Linked DNA regions of Homo sapiens: regions 1 and 3 are each linked to region 2. The links are chromatin contacts, found by Hi-C or POLR2A ChIA-PET in ENCODE. All regions are on one chromosome and are shown on one strand. The core of a region is the stretch at or near the end of the contact, and the rest is flanking DNA. Distances in the headings are between cores, read along the strand shown.

Region 1 (3,324 bases), core at 676-3,175, 340 kb before region 2:
CTTTTTTATGACTGAATAGTATCCCATTGTGTGTGTGTGTGTGTGTGCACACACACAAATGGGCAAAGAAATGTAGAGTGTATCCCACACAATGGGATACTAGTCAGTCATAAAAAAGAAAGAAATACACACACACACACACACACACACACACACACACACTACATTTCTTTGTCCATTTATCTGTCCAAAGACACTTAGATTGTTTCCCTGTCTTGGCAATTGTGAGTAATGCTGCAGTGAACATGGGAGTGCAGATGTCTCTTTGAGATACTGATTTTGTTTCCTTGAGGTGTATATCCAGAAGTGGGGCTGCTGGATCATATGGTAGTTCTATTTTCAATTTTTTGAGGAATCTCCCATAGCATTTCCTATAATGGCTGTACTCATCAAACATTAAGAGATATTATAGATATCTTGTAATTAGATGCTAATCAGTGTACTGAGTTCTGAGTGTACATGAGCAATACAAAAGTAGGCCTTGGCTTTCAAGCACACACATCTATGGTGTCACGAACTTGGCTTGAGTGTGTGTTGACCCTTACAGCCCCTGCTAACATCCTAGAATTTTGGATTTGGAGTGTAAACAGTAAAGTTGCACTCATTTTCTTTAAAGATAGAATGCTAAAAACTATTATCAGTGGATTTTAGTGTTCTGGTTAGTTGGCCCTTTGTTGATCTTCATTATAATTGAGATTTTTCAGCTTTTTTCCAGACAATTGAACATCATTGATGATGTTAATTACTGTCTTTGAGGCAGATTTCGGCCCACATACCCATAATTGGCAGGGCAAACAAAGAATCCTTTTAGGATTATATTTAATGCAGTGCTTTATTCCCATGTTATAGATACAGAGCAGAATCTCTTATAAAACACCTCACTCTCCAGAAACTTCAGTATGTTCTAGATAAATTTGTACTCAGGGTACAAAGTAATGCTGAGACGTTTTCCCTGTGCTCCTAAAGGCCAAAAGATGGATCTGGCTAGAGCAAGGAGTGCTTGTGAAAAATGTTTTGTTCAGCTCTGTACTGTATATTTTTTGATAAACTGTTTTTTTAAAATGAATTCTTGGGACACATCAACTATGAAAGAGGTTGCAGCACATCCAGCCTTTCACCTGAGTCCCTGGCAGTTTTGTATATGAGAGGTGGTATATTAGCTTTCTGGTTCCTGTTTGCAATTTGATAGTGCGTTTTTTGGACTCTTTGCCACAAAGAGGTATGTAATCTGTGGCCTACTGTATTTGAGTAGGAAGCAGCTAAACTGTTCATGGCCCCCGGTCACAAAGATGATGCCATGTTTGATCTGTTCCATCACCCTGCTCTGACACACTGTATTTTTAAAACTTGAGATATGATTCACCCTTTCAAAGTGTAATTCAGTGGTTTTTAGTATATTCACAAAGTTGCGCAACCATCACCATCATCTAATTCCGGAACATTTTCATCACTTGAAAAAGAAACCTTGTACCCATTGCCAGTCACTCCCCATTCCGCTGCTTCCCTTTGCTTTTGGTAGCCACTAATCTACTTTCTCTCCTATGGATCTGCCTATTTTGAACACCTCATATAAATGGAATCACACATTATGTGGTCTTTTGTGACTGATTTTTTCTATTTAGCAATGTTTTCAAGGATCATCCGTGTCGTTGCATTTAATAGTACCTTATTCTTATTCATGGCTAAATAATATTCTATTGTATGCAGAGGCCACATTTTATTTATCCATTCATCAATTGATGAACATTTGGGTTGTTTTCACCTTTGACTATTGTGACTACAGTAATTCCCCCTCTATTTATGGGGGATACATCCCAAGACCCCCAGTGGATTCCTGAAACTGCAGATAGTACCAAACCCCATTGTGATAGTCTGTCTGGTAACCAAGATGGCTACTAACTGACTAATGGGTGAGTAGTGTATGTATAGCATGGATACACTGGACAAAGGGATGACTCATGTCCTGGACAGGACAGTGGGATTTCATCATGCTACTCAGAATGGTGCATGATGTCAAACTTTCAAATTGTTTATTTCTGGAATTTTAATATTTTCAGACTCTGTGGGTAACTGAAACTGTGAAAAGTGAAACCACAGATGAGGGGGACTACTGCAGTGCTGTTATGAACATTCATGCACAAGTTTTTGTGTGATTATATGTTTTCAGTTCTCTTGGGTATATATCTAGGAGTGGATTGCTGGATTATATGGTAACTCTGTGTTTAACTTTTTGAGGAAATGTTTTCTATGGTGGATGTACCATTTATATTCCCAGTAATGTATAGGGGTTCCAGTTTCTTAGTATTCTTGCCAATACTTGTTATCGTTCATCTTTTTACTTATAAATTTCCTAGTGGATGGTGACCCACTATATTTTGCTGGAAGAAATGTATAATCATCATATTTTCACATTTTCAGCCTTAAAGGCCTATTCAATACAAAAATAATCATTTTCTCTAAATCTTTATCTTTTACCTATTGAAGGCTATCATTGGAATAATTCAGTTATGTTATTTACTTGAACTTATAGGCTAATCATTGAAAATTCTTAATTATGACTTGAACTTTTGCCAGCTCTGAGGTGGATTTTATTGAAAATTTCAACCACATCTAAAAAAACTCATTATTTAGATGAAATTTAAAAATTATTTTAAATCACTTGACTATGTTCCCTTGCCCCAGACTATTTCCAGTGCCTCAGACAGTTAAATAATGTTATTGAAACAACTACAAACACAAGATTTTCAAAGTCATTACTAAACATTGCAGAAGAAATATTTGCTTCCTTGCTTTATAAGTCACCGTGGCCAGTGCCTTTGAAGATATTTTCAAATTGTTTACTGGCATTGTGCATTAAACTCTTTCTTCAGAGTAGGCTCTGTGAGCCAGAAAAATAGTAACCTTTTTCTTTGTTAATACTAAAATTTATGTTGACCGTATGATTCACAAACTTTTGACATTATGTTATCTCCTTGTGGTGGTTACATTATCCCTTTGAAGACAGATATTAATATTCTTCTTGTATATATGAAAAATATACTCAGAAAGATTAACAATTGCCCAAGGATTCACAACTAATAAGTTGCTCATGTAGGCTTTCGATTTCATTTCTCTTGATTTTTTTCCCTCACAGCTGTGAACCCCGTATATCTGAGACAGGTCTCAGTTAATTTAGAAAGATTTTTTTGCCAAGGCCTGTCATGACACAGCCTCAGCAGGTCCTGACCACATATGCCCAAGGTGGTCAGAATACAGTTTGGTTTTATACATTTTAGGGAGACATGAGACATCGATAAACACATGTAAGATGAACATTGGTTCAGT
Region 2 (3,202 bases), core at 147-2,646:
TAATTTAGCCATGTTGAAAAAAACACCTGGTAACATGATATATGTGATAGTGACTGAAGGGTAGAAGGAACAACATAGATTTGGGTGCTCAAGGAAGGCCTGCGAGATGACTGTTGAAATGAAGCCCAAATGACAAAGGAAACCTGCCATATGAAGATCTGGACGAAGAGCATTCCAGGGAGAGGAAGAAGCAAATGCCCTAAGGGACAAGCTTGTTATGTTTGAGGAGCAGAAACAAGGCATGTTGGGTATTTGTGGAGTGGAATGAGGTATGAGGTAATTCAGACAGGAGGAGAGGCTAGATTCTGTATGGCATTGCTGGTATTAGTAAGGCATTACTTTTTCTTTTTCTTTTTTGAGACGGAGTCTTGCTGTCTTGCTGTGTCGCCCAGGCTGGAGTGCAGTGGCGCAATCTCGGCTCACTGCAACCTCTGCCTCCTAGGTTTAAGCAATTCCCCTGCCTCAGCCTCCTGAGTAGCTGGGACTACAGGCGTGCCACCACACCCAGCTAATTTTTTGTATTTTAGTAGAGACGGGGTTTCACCATGTTGGCCAGGTTGGTCTTGATCTCCTGACCTGGTGATCTGCCCGCCTTGGCTTCCCAAAGTGCTAGGATTACAGGTGTGAGCCACTGTGCCTGGCCAGGCATTTTTTTTCTTAAGTGTGATGGAAGATGGAGGGGTTAGGCAGGGGAGAATGGGTTGCCAGGAATCAAGAATAAAAGCAGGTCTGTTTTAGTAATCCAGGCAAGAGATGGAGGAAGCTTGGACTAGAAGAGCAGCCATGGATGTGGAGACATGTGGCTTGACCTGCTGATGGATTGGATATGAGGAAAAAGATGGGATGAACAAAAATTGTTAGAGGTGTGTATGTGAACTGGGGTGAAGGATGTTACCATTTACTTATTTGAGAAAGAATGGGAAAGAAATGGGTTTTTGGGGAAGAAACCCCCACAAAGTTCTGTTTTGTTTATGTCAAGTTTGAGATACTTATTGGACAATCATTTGAAGATATTAAGGTGGAGTCGGCTATACAAGCTTCAAGCTCAATGGAGATATCTAGGGCTGGAGAGGGAGTTGTGGTATTATAAGGGTAATGATGATGCTTAATTCCATGGTTCTGAATGAGATCACTGATGGAAAGTGTGTAGATCAAAAGTGGAAGGAAGGGAGGAGAACACCTGGAATATAGAATCATGTAATCTGTGCTGATTTATTTTATTTTAGGATCTGAATCATGCTGATTGTTTCTTCAATTCCTCACCATACCTTGCATTTGTACTTCTGAAGAGTCATATGTTTTTATTAGTTAGGCATTTGGTATAAAAATTGTTACTGTAAGCTATCTGTAATCACATTCTAGAAATCAGTTGGCGGGTAACAGATGCACATATGACCACAGGAAATGCCAAAAACCACTTCCCATGGTTGTTCCTCTTGCATGTACACATCTATTTTTAACACTCATGATTGTAAGGCAGAGCTCTTGTCACTTGAGGGAACTGTGTTTCCTCGTGGAGATCCAAGGCCACTGGACACAGAGAGTGGCATCCCATGGGCCAGCATTTACTGCTGCTGGTTTGTTAACAGAACTCCGACCTCATGGACATTTGGTTGCTTGATGGTTATGTGCTGGGAGTAGGGAATGGGAAGGTAAGTGGTTGCAGAAAAGCAATTCTATAGTTCTGAGGATTTCCTAACATGTCAAAATTTCTCAGAAAGCTTTGCTAATTTAGGACTTTTTGTCTAATTATCGGAAGTATTTACTCATCTCTTTCCTAAGAGCCTGTGCTCAGTCAGCTCTCTCCTAAGTGGAGTTGATTCTTTTCTAACATGTGATGGGTTTTGACTCAATAATGTGAGAGAGGAAACTTGAAGGTTCAAACCCTGACAGCTCCCTGCTGATGCACAGGAACTGTATTTACATGGCTCCCAAATACCCAATTGGAAAACTATTGCTTAACAGGTGGCTTGTACTAGCTACAAATAAACGGTTTATTTAAGGGGTCAAAATCAGCTATTTCAGCTTAGTGTCGTTGCTTTAAAGAAGGACTGTTTTCTAGCCAGAGGTCCTTGGCTTGAATCCAGCTTTAAAACTTACTTGTTCTATTACCATGGGAAAGTCACTTTTTTTTTTGTCTTTAGTTTCATCATCTGTAAAATGGGTATTATTGTCATAGCCACCCCAGAGTCCTATAAGGAGTGACATGTTGCTCTCTAAACCACAAAGTGTGAAATAAACTCTTAGATAGGAGAAATCCCATTTTTTCATTTTGTTCAGAAGAACTTTTGGAAGGGAGGCAAGATTGAGAAAAAAATATTCTCGTCTCCAGGGTTCTCCTGAGTTCATAAATTCTCAACCACAGGGGGACTGGGTTTTACTGGTCATGTCTCACCCTACCAGGCAGGATGTGGGTGAATATAAATCTATATCGTGGTGACTCAAAATGGCCCATTAAGAACTCGTTGGTCTTGGTCATATCAGATGAGGAAGCATTGAGCATCTTTTGGCCTGTGTCATACAAAACCATATTCCCTTTCATACTTCAGTGTTCTGTGCTTTATCTGACTCACTATCCCACACCTTTTCTAGTTCTACTTACAGGAGGTTTTAATGCTCCTTTCTTCAGAGTTAGACTCATGGAAGGAGTCAGTTAAACAATATTTATTGAATTTAAAATGCACAAATCATGGGTGCTAGCAATTACAATTTAGGGGTTTTTACTGCAAATAGACTCACAAAAGCACTCAAAGATACATGGGCAAGACATTGCAGCATGATACTAAAGAACTGAAAACAATCTAAGTCCTAGGAGATTAAATAAATTACAGTACTTCCAAACAATGGAATATTATGCAACCTTCATAAATAATAAGATAGATACATATTTTCTGACATGGGAACATATCTTAGGTATATTACTGTATAAAAACCAAACAGCAGAACATTTGTAAAATGATTCCATTTATGTAAAATAAAATATCAATACGTCTATCTGTATCTATATAAACATTTTGTTAAAGATATATAAAGAACTATTAAGGACAGTTACTTAGGGACTGAGGGTAGAGGAAGATTTTTACTTTCAGTTTTTTTACTTGTGCCATGTTCATGCGTTACTTTTTACATATATAAATCAAAATTAGTTAAAACTAGGTTAGCTTCATGGAAGGTTTAGAAGTCACTAATGCCCCTTTCCGAG
Region 3 (3,077 bases), core at 57-2,556, 430 kb before region 2:
TTTCCAAGTCCATTATCAGAGATAAGGAAGCTTAAGTGTAAATCTGTGATTTAACTACATTTCAAATTTGATGTGGAGCTACAGGAAGGATGCCAGAGAGAACCTGTGTGCTCCGAATACATCTGTTGCTCTAGCTCTTTAAAAGACTTTCTTTTCCCCACATAAAAGGAGCCCAAATGTTCTCTCTGCTATATAAGGCTATTTAACTGACCTAAGGGCTAACTCTTACTTTTTGGTGCTTCACAGATGACTAAGTGGTGGTATTATTTTAACCAGTAAAAATTCAGAAATCTAGGGTCAGGCTTGCAGCTGGCAGAACTTGTAAACAGTTAATGATTGAAAGGACTAATCAGCATCTTGAAAGGCAGCTCATGAGAAGCATAAGCAAAATGCTTAGGGGTGCCTGCAGATAGAGGACTGTGGCACTCTGTGGTGACAGTGAAGGAAAATGTGTTTGATGTCATCTTGTCACAGAGAAAGGCTATCTGTCAGACCTCAACTTAGCATGAGTTTTTCTTTTGTAAGTATGTAAGATATTTTCAGAAATGTTTTAGAAAAAAGATTGTTTTTTAAACCAAATTTTCAGTGTCTACTCGAAAAAAATGGTACACTTTTTTTTTTAATGAAGAATGTTGGATACCAAAATGTAAGAGATTTCTAATAAACAGCCCTTCTCAGTTGGTACAGACTTCAACACCTGGTCTAGAAGTTTTATACTATTGGGCATATGTGGGGTGTGGGAATTATTGTTTGTTTAGTATTTTTGCAAAAGCAGGCTTGGGTTTCTTTCTGATTCTTATTTAGGTTTGAGAGAGAACTGCCATAAGAAGGTTTTTGTTTTTAGCCAATTTTGACTTTTTCCCTTAATTTTTAAATTTCCTCATCTGAAATATGGCACAATAGGCCAGGCACAGTGGCTCACGCCTGTAATCCCAGCACTTTGGGAGGGTGAGGCAGGTGGATCAACTGAGGTCAGGAGTTCGAGACCAGCCTGGCAAACATGGTGAAACCCCTTCTCTACTAAAAATACAAAAATTAGCCGGGCGTGGTGGTGTGCCCCTGTAATCCCAGCTACTCAGGAGGCCGAGGCATGGGAATCACTTGAACCCAGGAGGTGGAGGTTTCAGTGAGCTGAGATGGCACCACTGCACTCCAGCCTGGGTGACAGAGTGAGACTGTGTCTCAAATAAGTAAATAAATAAATAAATAAATGAAATATGACACGTGACAATGAAACAGAATTGTCTTTATGAGATTTATGTCTTCTCTTAGCCAGAGATTAGCCAAGCATTTGTTCCTTAAAAATGAAAAGTCATGATGCCTGTGTAGTGAGCCATCTGCTGCTCAGCAGACTGCATAAGAGACTTGCCAGCCACTTCTGCTTTTATATTTATGAACTGACGTTCACTTCTTAGATGGTAGGAATTAATCCAGTGGGACTCTACTTTGAAAGTAAGTTTCTTATGGGAATTTACCTGCAGGCTTGGCAGGCGAACCCTTTGGGCAGAATAGTGACTCCCAAGCACCATGGCATGTTTGTTTTCGAGAGTTTTTGTGTCCCTCCTCTGGTTCTTCTTCCTGGGAGCACCACCTCCATGCTCATATGCATTGACATAGAAGTCCTTTCACCACTGAATGTAAAGAGCCAGCCTAAAAATGAGAAATTAATTTACCTTCGCCCCAGGGTAGCTTAGAGACAGCTTTTAAATTTTGATGTTAAAAAGCACTTGGAAAGACAGTTCATTTTGGAGCCTGCGGAAGGAATTACTTTAGTTAAGGGCTTAACGTAAACCTAAGTAGCAGACCATTAGGCAGAGGTCTACATTTGGCATTGAAACTTAAATTTCAATACTATAATGAAAATTTCCACCATAAAAGAGACTCGGGTGTCTGATTTTCATCGTTATGCAATTTTCAGCTCATAATCTCAGAATCCGTAAATGCCTTTAGGATCTAATTTGCAAAGAGAATTACGTATTGCAAGGAGCCATGTAAAGTATATAACTAGTTCTGTGGAAAGCAAAGCTGTGAGTGACATCTAATTAGGCTACAATATCAATGTGCTTTGGCTCTGGCACTCATCTGTCATTACTTTGAACAAGCCATTTGACCTTTATATTATATGTAGGGACCATACCTCTTCATTTGCCTGTTAGTTCTGTTGCCCTGGTATAAATTTAATTGCGCCTTTCTGCTTCAATGTGCTGGTTTGGGTGATAAGTTATATGATCACTCACTATATACAATCTAGAATAAATGATAACACTTCATCATATTAGTTTCCCAAGTGTCTTTTTCACTAAGTTGATCATCTGTGGACCAAGGACCATCTAGTTGGCCTCTCAGAATAGTGTTTGGCTTTTGTTTGCTACATAGTGCTTGTCAAATGAAGGAATCAGCTTCTCAGGCTGCATCACGAGCCTGTAGGATTTGGATCCGTGAAATGTATGTGAGATCACCAAGCATAATGCTCCCCAGTGAAAACAGGACTCATCGAATGCCAAGACGCTCAGTCATGGTTGATTACCAGACCACAGAAAACCTGGCAGAGCTGGCACGTCAGTAGCAGACACGTACATGTATTTGATATGCATGCTCACCCATAGCTGCCTTGGAGACAAGGTGCTGTCGGCAGACCAGAAGTTGGGAAAAATTTCTGATAGGCTTAGGATCTGGCTGGCACTGCTGTCAGGAATAACAATAATACTACAAAATATATTTATAGTGCTTTTCAGTTTTCAGAGCCACTTGAAACAGTTTGCAGAGTGTTTCATTTGATTTTGGCACTAACCCAAATCATAGCACTTGGCATACTGTACTATAGTTGCCCATTTTCTTCTCTGATTCCTGCTCTAAGCTGTAACGTAGGTCAGGCCCACACCTGTTTCTTGTTCACTATTGTTTCCCCAGCACTTGAGGGTGCTCTTTCCAGGTGTGTGATAAATACGGATGGAAAGCATGATGAGTGCAGGGCAACTACTATCTCCTACATTTTCTAAATGAGGGACACTGAGGCTCAGAGGGCATAAGTGGCCTGTTCAAGTCTGTGTGGCAGTCCTTTTTTTTTTTTTTTTTTT

The links. Hi-C counts contacts between places; a loop is a spot of excess contacts on that map. ChIA-PET counts read pairs that join two places held with the same protein, here RNA polymerase II (POLR2A). Pooled maps may share reads with other maps.
Region 1: a loop to region 2 is called in a pooled map, with 6 times the contacts of the local background. The contact joins two enhancer-like sites. A Hi-C loop is called at or near these places in 6 of 50 pooled maps. POLR2A ChIA-PET finds 5 or more read pairs at or near these places in 2 of 52 experiments (OCI-LY7 and activated naive CD4-positive, alpha-beta T cell).
Region 3: a loop to region 2 is called in a pooled map, with 2.7 times the contacts of the local background. The contact joins two enhancer-like sites. A Hi-C loop is called at or near these places in 2 of 37 single-sample maps with no recorded cell type and 9 of 50 pooled maps. POLR2A ChIA-PET finds 5 or more read pairs at or near these places in 1 of 52 experiments (GM10248).

Annotation. Positions count from the first base shown.
Region 1 is chr5:143,260,591-143,263,914 of GRCh38, forward strand. No RefSeq gene overlaps it. Among named protein-coding and RNA genes, the nearest start is that of ARHGAP26-IT1, 70 kb to the left of the region's middle. Within about 2 kb of position 1,926, at least 6 of the 41 ENCODE cell types and tissues checked have a DNase peak (open chromatin) inside an H3K27ac peak, as active enhancers do.
Region 2 is chr5:143,604,080-143,607,281 of GRCh38, forward strand. No RefSeq gene overlaps it. Among named protein-coding and RNA genes, the nearest start is that of MIR5197, 74 kb to the right of the region's middle. Within about 2 kb of position 1,397, at least 7 of the 41 ENCODE cell types and tissues checked have a DNase peak (open chromatin) inside an H3K27ac peak, as active enhancers do.
Region 3 is chr5:143,174,930-143,178,006 of GRCh38, forward strand. All of the region lies in intron 20 of ARHGAP26 (Rho GTPase activating protein 26), which reads left to right. Among named protein-coding and RNA genes, the nearest start is that of ARHGAP26-IT1, 16 kb to the right of the region's middle. Within about 2 kb of position 1,307, at least 9 of the 41 ENCODE cell types and tissues checked have a DNase peak (open chromatin) inside an H3K27ac peak, as active enhancers do.